Regions from separate parts of the Homo sapiens genome. Here all the other regions are linked to region 2. Evidence: chromatin contacts called from ENCODE Hi-C or POLR2A ChIA-PET data. All regions are on one chromosome and are shown on one strand. The core of a region is the stretch at or near the end of the contact, and the rest is flanking DNA. Distances in the headings are between cores, read along the strand shown.

Region 1 (3,110 bases), core at 358-2,857, 620 kb after region 2:
TCTTGGGCCATACGCCCTAGTCTACCTCCGACAAGGAAGACCCAGCCACCTCCTGGCTGAGCTAGGGGGTAGGGGAAAGGAAAGGTAAGATATTCACCAGCTGTATCAGTCCTCAACAACACATATTTTGAAATATTTTGAACACCTACAATGTGCCTGGAACTGTGCTAGGCAGTATGGTTTGACAGTGAACAAGACAAGTGCGATTCCAGCAAAGGAAGCAGATGATGGTAATGATAGTGATGATGGTGACAGCTACCATTTACCGACCACTCCCCATGTGCCAGTGCTTCCTATGTCTTGGCTCAGTAAGCGCTGATCACAGTTCTATCGGGTGGGGACTCTTACTAGCCCTATTTTTTAGATGAGAAGAACTGGAGCACAGAGAGGTTAAGCAACTTGCCCAAGGTCACACAGCTGGTAAGTGGTGTAGCTAGAGTGAGAACTTGGGCATTTTGGTACCAGAGGCTGCCTGCTTAATCACTAAACCACGTGCCTCTTAATAAGCAAATAGCCTACAAAACAAATAAGCACAGATTGTGGGTCCAGCTCTGCAGGAAACAGAATTTGGAGAGGGGTCAGAGCTACTTTAGACAGTAGTCAGGCAGGGCCTCTCTAAGACAGCTGACGTTTTAAGCTGGGACAGATGAAACAGAATGAGCTACCTATGAAAAGAGCAGGGGTCAGGGAGGAAAGGGCTCGTGCAAAGGCTCTGAGCTGGGGGAGAGTTGAGTGGGTGCAGGGAAACGAAAGGCCTGTGTGTTGGGGATGGGTGGTGGTTGTGGGCGTGGGTGTGTGCGGTGGGTGTGGGAAGGGTGGGGTGGGAGATGAGTCAGGTGGTGGGCCAGCCCCTGTTCAAATATCACCTCCTCCTTCTGTCACCTGAAACTCTGTTAGCTATTCCCTCTGTAGCCACCTCACCTCACACTTTGGCCACAGACCCTACCTCAACCTGGGGCACTGTGAGGCCCTAGAAGTCTCCAGGGGGTCCTCTCCAAGGTAATGAGACATACCCATGTATATACATATGTATGCATATATACATTTTATGGCTATAAAATTGGAAATAATTTTTATAACTTCCTTTTCAAAATATTTGGCTATGACAAACTTGACTAACATATAAGCTTCTTGATTTCTGATTTCCTGGCAATCATCATACGTAACTGGGAATTCCAGAAAATTCTGGAAAATTTTCAAGAATTCTAGAAAAATCTAACCTCCAATTTGTCCTCGAATGTAATGAAATTTTCACAAACACTAAATTTCATAGTTACTAAAGCTGCCATCTTTCATCTGATAGATGTTTCATATAACAAGTTTTAATTTTGATTTTGCCCTTTTATCTTTGAACTTTCAGGTCATCACATTTATTTTTCAGGTCTCAAATACTACCCTGGGGCACCAAAAATCTCCAGCCTGTGCCCACCTGACGCCAGCGGTGGAACAGCCACACCCGCTCTGTACTACAGATAGGGATGATGCGGCTGACTCCTCAGGGGTGACAATGGGGCAGACCCTGCGGGTTTTGTAGGTCTGGCAAGGGCTCTGGCTTTTGCACAGGGTGAGATGGGAACCACTGGGGTTTGAATAGAAGAGTGACATGACACTCCCCAAAGGCAGGCAGGGCGGGAGCTTCCTTTTTTTTTTTGAGACAGGGTCTCACTCTGTCACTCAGGCTGGAGTGCAGTGGTGTGATCTTGGCTCACTGCAGCTTCTATCATCCAGGCTCAAAAATCATCTTGCCTTAGCCTCCTGAGTATCTGGGACCACAGGTGTGCACCACCACACCTGGCTACTTAAAAAAAATTTTATAAAGGGGGTGGGGATCTTACTATGTTGCCCATACTGGTCTCAAACTCCTGGGCTCAAGCGATCTGCCTGCCTTGGCCTCCCAAAGTGCTGAGATTACAGGCGTGAGCCACTGCACCTGGCCTGGTGTTGCTTCCTGTACCCTCAGCCTGACAAGCGTGGGGCCTGGCATGCAGTAGGCATTCCCTGATAGCTCGTGGATTTCCTGGAAAGTGAGGAGGCACTGGGCAGCAGGTCCTTGGTCCATTGTCCATGCCTGCTCATGGCTCAGAAGGACATGTGGAGGGCAGGAGACCTGGTGAAGGGCGGGGGGACCAAAGCTTGCAGATGCCCAAGACTGTGTGCAGTCCTCACCTGGCACACCCACGCCTTGTCTGCCGGGTGTACTATTTGATAACGGCAATCCAGGCTGGTGTCCTGTGCAGCCCCCTTTTCCCAGAGCAACCTTCCTCACCTGCCCCTCAATCCCCTTTGGGAGGAATTTCCCAAAAACCTAAGGGAAAGGTGAGGGTTGACCAGAAGGTGTTCAGAGGTGAGATCCAGCCCCAGCTCTTGGAATCCCTGGCTGGGGTGGGGAGGAGGTTACCCTGGGCCAGTGCAGTGCCCACAAGGCGGCAGCAGAGAGCACCCACCAAAGAGCCTAGAGAGCTGTGTCAAAGGGCGAGGGTCCTGGTTTCTAAACCTGGCCCTGGGCTGGAAGGAATTCCTCTACGGGGCTTTGAAAAAAATCGCAGATTCCAGATCCCTCACCTCTGCCCTATTCCACTGTGCCTATTCCAGTGCCAGAGCCATACTTGGCAGTGGCTCTGGATGGGAGAGGAGGTCAACCTGGAAGGAAGGACAAAGAGGGAGGGAAGGATTGGCCGTCATGCCTATCTTCCTTTCCACATTGTTCACTGACTGGCTGTCAGCTGGTGTGTGGGTGCCCCCTCCCAGAGGAATAAGGACTGGGCCAGGTGGTTTCTAATCCCTTGTCTCCAAGTCAGACAGACCAGGGTTCGAGTCCTGACCGCACCCTTTACTAGCTTTGGGACCTTGGGCAAGCCTTTAAGCTCTAAGTCTGTCTCCTCCACAGTGCAGTGGCAACGGAATCCCTCTGCCTTGTGAGATTACAGTGAGGAGGAGAGAGTTCCTGAGAAGCCCTCAGGGGAGGCTCAGAGCACATCCCAGGTGTTCAGTCAATTGCCAGGATTCATGTCCCCCACAGGGCTGGGTGGGTGGCAGTGGGGATGTTCATGTGGGGACAAGCCTCCTCAAGTAAGGCCACGTGGTGTACAGGGTGGGGGAGGAGAAGGCTG
Region 2 (2,860 bases), core at 311-2,810:
CGTTCATTCCCCTCCCTGTGCACGCACACAGATGCACGCACACAGAGACACAGGCACGTACCCTCGCCCAGCCCGGCTTCATGAGTCATCTCCCTCATGCCAGGACTCATCTCCCTGGTCAGCAGGGTGGACTGAGGACCCACTGTGTGCTTGAGCCACACCCTGGAAGACAAGGAAGCCATGCTCATGACCGTCCCTGGCCTCGGGGACTCCACATCATAAGAGGCCACTCAGGAAAGAGGAGAACACCCAGGGCAAAAGCAAGAGGCAGGCAGGGGGTGTGTGGTGGATGAGCTGGAGTCCGGAAGACCTGGTTTCAAATCCTGGCACTCACCCTTTCTAGCCATGTGACCAGACAAGCTATTTGACTTCTCCTGCCTCCGCTTCCATCTATATAATGGATGCCACGTATGGCCCTCGTCATATGTCAAATACAATCATGCATATAAAGTCCCCAAGCAAACAGAGCTCTTGCCATCAAAGCTTATGGTATCAGGCTAGAAACCTTGGGGGCGGGGGCACTTTGAATATGTCAGTAGACCTTTCTATCCCAAGGACTTACTGTGACATTCCACCTGGCCCCACCTGTGATAGGGAAAGGGGGAGGGGAGGGGAGGGAGAGGAGCTGCCGCTCACAACAGTGCTGGCCTCTACTGTGAACACTTGATATCGTTCTCATTTTCCCCCAGCCTCACAACAGCTTTACAAAGTAGGCATCGCTATCCCCATTTCACAAGTGGAAAAATGGAGACCCAAAAACATTCAATCACCTGCCCAAGGTCATGCAGCTGGCCTGGGGCAGACGCCAGACTGGGGCCCAGATCTGAGTGTGATCTCCTTGTGCACTGTGGGATGAGGCGGGGTCTGTCATGCCTGGGGTCGGCTGAGGGTGCAGGGGTCTCTGACTCTTTTGGGAGGAGCCCCTAGAACCCCCTGCCTGAGGTGACTATGGAATATGCTGAGCCTTTGGCCAGGGCTGCCTTCCTCCTGTCTGGTCCCACCTCCCCCACCCGGACCCCCCCGGCCAGCCCTCAGACCCCTCCCAGAAACACGGAAGGGCTCCACTCCCTCTGGGAGTTACCACCTTCACTTCCAACTTCAGCTAGGTGAGGGAGGTACTGCAACCCCTGAGTGACAGAAAAGGCAGCCGGATCAGAGGGGTCAGGAACCTGCTGTCATGCTCGCAGAGCTGGGGAAGCAGAGCCTGGACAGAGCCCCAGCTGCTCAGACTCCTAAGCTGCCAGTCTGGATCCCACACCCCGGCTGTCGGGTAGGGTTGGGGACTTCTCTGCTCCCCCTGCTCCTCACGCTTCCCGGAGCCATCCCTGTTTGTACCGGCTGGGGTTACATGCAAAGTGCAAGCCTTGCATCAGCCAGATGGGCCCCGCTCTAGTAAGAGCTGCTTTCTGCCTCTCTGCGCCTTCCCCACCGTTATCTGACTCATCCCCTGACAGTCCCAGGAGACTAGAGAGAAGCCAGGCCTCTTATCCCTATTGCACAGATGGAGGGACTGAGAGAGGAAGTGACCTACTCCAGTGACTCAGGGCAGCAACCCAGGCTGAGGAGGCCACAGGTGTAGCTGGTGTGGCCTGGGGAAAGTTCCCGGGTGCCACACAGCCAGATAAGCAGTTTTTAATGCCTCACAGCAGGCACAAATATCAACCGATGTGTGTCAAATGAACGAAGGAATATTGCAGGCCCTGGGTGAAAGATGAGGGGTGATATTGAGGAAAAAATAAATATGATACAGGGAAGGAAAAAAGAAGCCGGAAACCCAGACATGCCCCAGTTGCAGCCTGTGAGCCCAGCTGGCTTTGTAGCTCCCAGTTCCCTTCTCTTTAAGAATCTTCATGGCTATCACTTACTGGGTGAGTGCTAGTGACTCTGATATAACACTTTGTAGCCTTTTTTTTTTTTTTTTGAGACCAGGTCTCACACTGTCGCACAGGCTGGAGTGCAGTGGCGTGATCTTGGCTCACTGCAGCCTTGACTTCCTGGGCTCAAGGGATCCTCCCACCTTGGCCTCCCAAAGTGCTGGTATTACAGGAGTGAGCCACCACACCCGCCCCTATAGCCTCTATCTTATTTCATCCTGACAACAACCCAGTGATGCTATCATCCTCCCCATTTAACAGATGAGTTATCTGAGGCTCAGAGAGGTTACACAGTTCTTGCTCCAGCCGGCACGGGACCACATTCCAGGGGCTGACTTGCAACTGCTCTCCAAACCCGGCAGGGCAGATGTGCCCCTGCGCGTGCGATACCCACGTGGGGCTGCCCAGGTGTGTCTGCGGGTTGGCACCAGCTCCTGGTATCTGTCAGAGCAGTGAGGGGGTGGTGCGACAGGAGCGGAACCGAACGCCAGTGGCCGGGATGGATAATGAGCCAGGGCGCCTGGGCTGCAAGGGGGCTTGGGCACGCGGGCCTACCCGTGTGCGCAGGCCCTGGGCGCCCCCCGCACCGGGCGCCCTCCCCGAAACCCAGCCACGACTGCGGAACTGGGGGCGGGGCCAATGCTGGAGGCAGGGCCCGCCGGCGCCGGGCTCCCACCCCCCAGCGCCCGCTGACAACCCGCGGCGCGTTGCCAGCGATTGCCCCATCAGGCCGCATCCGCTTTCGCAGCCCTGCACGTTGTGCACACAGCGCGCCGGCCTGGGCGGGGCTGCTTGTCCCCGGCCCCCTGCCCCCCACCCGCGGCCCTCGCCCGGCTGCCTTCTGCCCCGGCTGAGACCCGGGCCAGACTGAGTCCCTAGCGGCCCATTACCCCGCCGGGCTCGTCCCAGACACCTTTGATGGCTGCCCTTTGCCCCGTCTGGTCTGAGCGGACAAACGAGGGAAATTGAGTAAGCCAGCTCAGCAA
Region 3 (3,147 bases), core at 538-3,037, 940 kb after region 2:
TTTTCATTTAACGCTTGCCTGCTCTGAGAAGAGGAGGAATGACAAGAGAGCAAAACATGGGCTGGCCCTCTGCCCTCACTGGTAAGGAGCTCACCTTTTGGACTCAGACCTGGATTCAAATTCTTGGGCAAGCCACTTAAATCCTCCAAACCCTAGTTTCCCCGTTGGGGGGCAACATCTCCCTCTCAACTGAGGCATTGTGAGGGTGAAGCAGACAATGAGAGCAAAGCATTTGGCAGAGCATTTGGTCCTCCCTGAAGCCAGCCATCGTCCTCCTCCTCACTGGGCAATGACACCTCCCCTAGTTGTTCTCATCTAAGGTGGTGTTTCTCTAGAAGCTGATCCCAGACAAGGATTAAAGTGCAAGTCGTTTATTAGAAGTGAATTCAGGAAGCTCCAGCTGAAGAATGAGGAAGTGAGACAAGAAAGGGAAGGAGACCAAAAAAAGATGTGTTATCAAGCAGGTTACCATTGTAGACAACGGGAGCTCAAGCCCATAAGGGAGCTCTGGGGAACAGCCTAGCAGAACAGTCGTTCTCAAACTTCAGCACAGACTCACTAGGAGGGCTTGTTAAAACACCAATGACTGGGCCCCAGCCCCTACAATTTTAGATTCAGTAGGTACAGGGTAGTAGTAGGCTAAGAATTTGCATTTCTAACTAGTTCTCAAGTGGTACAGTTTGCTGCTGGTTTGGGACTACACCCTAAGAACCACAAAGTGTCTCAGCATGATCTCACTTGAGGGATGAGGAAGCTAGGGAATTTATCCACCAACTCCCTGTTCATCAGTATTTGGGAGCTGCTTCTGAGGGCATTCACCCTCTGGCACTCAAGTTGACTCAGGCTAAAATCGCTCCTATGGCCAGAAAAGCCCTATTAAGCCTGTTGCTAGGGTCTCAGGTCCTTTGGCTGGGAGACAGGGTGGGAGGAGAACCGCAGAGAAGCTTGCAAGGTAGTTTGACATCTGACTGAAGGATTTCAAGGGAAGCTAAGGGTCAAAGACGGCTTCGTTGAGTCCCTAGCTATGCATTCATATGGTCGTATATTTTTGTAAAATTAGCAAAAATATTTTGTTATGATTTCTTTTTACATTCTAAGTTCATTTTTGTACCTAACTTTATATTTGTAATTTTTTATTCTTTTTTCCAAAAGAGGACCCCCCCCCCCAACATTGTCTAAGCTTCAGACCCCATAAAACCTGGATTGGCCCTGCATGGCCTAGTAGGAACACAGATTTAGGTTTGCTGAACTGAAATGAGTGTCCACGGTTTGACTCATTAAGAACTCAAGCCACCTGAGTTCATGCCCACCCAAGTTCAAATTCCAGCTCTGACACTCCCTAGTTTGAGGTAGTTTGGCCAAGATGCTTAATCTGTCTAAACTCCTATTTTCTCATTTACAACTTGGGACAGCAAAATCAGATGATCAAATTAAGTAATCCTTGCAAAGAGCCAGGCCGACAGTAAGTGCTCAACAAATATGAGTATCTTTTTTATCATTATTTGTTCCCCTGGTTTATTTCTGTTTCTTATCATTTGCCTTGACGATCTTCCTCCAAGACCAGGTAGGAATGAGTGATCTGGGGACAAAACAAAAAGCCGCTTCCAAAATTGGCAGGTCGCCTCTCTCTAGGGCTTTCTTGCCAGTTCTTCCAGCCCTACTGGCTCCGCTCCCTCTACTGGGCGTCCACCTCGTTGCCGGGTAACTACCGACGGCCCCCGCGCGGGCATTGGCTGTGCGGCCCGGCTCCCGGCCTGCCCCGCGGCTCCCGGAAGCCCTCGCGGCCATCTATTTCGTGGCCGGTGGCTGTTTGCCTGCCAGAGGCCAGCGGGGGCGGTCCAGTCCCTGGCTCTAGGAGCTGTTTCTGGCCGAGCTGAGCGCGGCGGGCTCGGCATAGCCATGAGTTGCTGAACTGGGTGGTTTTGCGGACCTGACGATTCGCCATACCCCGCTTGGTGTGTCACTGCCGTGGGCGTCTCCAGGTAGCCTCAGCCCAGGGGATACCTGGAGCGGCAGCTTAGAGCATCTTCCGGGAGCATCCGCCGGCGGCCTGGGCACCTCCCCATCAGCCCCTGCCGTGCCACCCCAGCCTGGGCCTTGAGGCCCGGAGATCTGAGCACTTCGGGACCTATCCCTCAGCCTAACCATCTTGGTTCAGCTCTGTGACACTGGGCCAAGTGACCTTGAGAAAAGACAGGGCCGGGCGCGGTGGCTCACGCCTGTAATCCCAGCACTTTGGGAGGGTGAGGTCTTGAGGTCAGGAGTTCGAGACCAGCCTGGGCAACATGGTGAAACCTCGCCTCTACTAAAAATATAAAAATTAGCCGGGCGTGGTGGCAGGTGCCTGTAATCCCAGCTACTCGGGAGGCTGAGGCAGAGGCAGAGGCAGGAGAATCTCCTGAATCCAGGAGGTGGAGTTTGCAATAAGCTGAGATCACACCACTGCATTCCAGTCTGGGCAACGAAGGGAGACTCCATCTCAAAACAAAACAAAACAAAAAAACACAGAAACAAAAACCCACTTCTAATTGCTGCTACTCAGCATATACATTCAGGGAAACTTGAATCTATGCTCCTGGGTGGCCATCCTCAAGCTTTGGGCTTGAATAAACTCTATAGCTAGTCATATTTTCTATATCTTATTATTTAAGGTTGACAAACTTCAGAAGCTTCTTTGCCCTTCTGGTACTGATAATACCAACAGTGAATAATAAGTGACATTGTTATTGGTTGCTTACTTCCTACCCCTGATAAATGGTCTAATGTTGAAATCTAAGAGGTATAATAGTTATTACATGCATTTAGTAGAATGGGTATAATGAATGAGGAAATAGGCTCAGGGAAGAATTTGATTTGCTCTGACACAGCTCTACAGGGCCAGATTTCCAACCCAGGCTAGTCAAGTCCAGAGCCTGCAATTTTCACTTCAAGTCTTCCTGTGAGGATTGACAAGAGGATGTTCAGTCTTAGCCAGGTGCCTGGCAGCTACTGAGGGCCCAGTGGAGGTTAGTGGGCAAATCATCATAGTAGTTTCAATAAGCAATAGTTCTATCAGTATCAAAGAGTGGCTGTGGTCAGAGCTTTGTAAGAGACACATTGCCGTGTTTACTTAGGACAGGAACAATCTGGAGTTTGTTTCCACCACTC

What was found. Hi-C counts contacts between places; a loop is a spot of excess contacts on that map. ChIA-PET counts read pairs that join two places held with the same protein, here RNA polymerase II (POLR2A). Pooled maps may share reads with other maps.
Region 1: a loop to region 2 is called in a pooled map, with 3 times the contacts of the local background. The contact joins two enhancer-like sites. A Hi-C loop is called at or near these places in 1 of 37 single-sample maps with no recorded cell type and 3 of 50 pooled maps. POLR2A ChIA-PET finds 5 or more read pairs at or near these places in 1 of 52 experiments (PC-9).
Region 3: a map of CD14-positive monocyte shows a loop between it and region 2 (8-fold over the local background). The contact joins two enhancer-like sites. A Hi-C loop is called at or near these places in 1 of 168 maps with a recorded cell type or tissue (CD14-positive monocyte), 1 of 37 single-sample maps with no recorded cell type and 3 of 50 pooled maps.

The regions. Positions count from the first base shown.
Region 1 is chr10:71,696,213-71,699,322 of GRCh38, reverse strand. The region is part of intron 22 of CDH23 (cadherin related 23); the gene reads right to left. Among named protein-coding and RNA genes, the nearest start is that of C10orf105, 22 kb to the left of the region's middle. Within about 2 kb of position 1,607, at least 3 of the 41 ENCODE cell types and tissues checked have a DNase peak (open chromatin) inside an H3K27ac peak, as active enhancers do.
Region 2 is chr10:72,319,496-72,322,355 of GRCh38, reverse strand. No RefSeq gene overlaps it. Among named protein-coding and RNA genes, the nearest start is that of DNAJB12, 34 kb to the left of the region's middle. RefSeq lists enhancers at 1-688, 1,122-1,541, 1,291-1,585 and a silencer at 2,312-2,860. Within about 2 kb of position 1,560, at least 41 of the 41 ENCODE cell types and tissues checked have a DNase peak (open chromatin) inside an H3K27ac peak, as active enhancers do; they include CD14-positive monocyte, where a contact is called at or near this core.
Region 3 is chr10:71,376,116-71,379,262 of GRCh38, reverse strand. It overlaps a transcript of SLC29A3 not described here. Among named protein-coding and RNA genes, the nearest start is that of CDH23, 19 kb to the left of the region's middle. RefSeq lists a silencer at 1,671-1,740 and enhancers at 1,871-2,020, 2,076-2,636. Within about 2 kb of position 1,787, at least 32 of the 41 ENCODE cell types and tissues checked have a DNase peak (open chromatin) inside an H3K27ac peak, as active enhancers do; they include CD14-positive monocyte, where a contact is called at or near this core.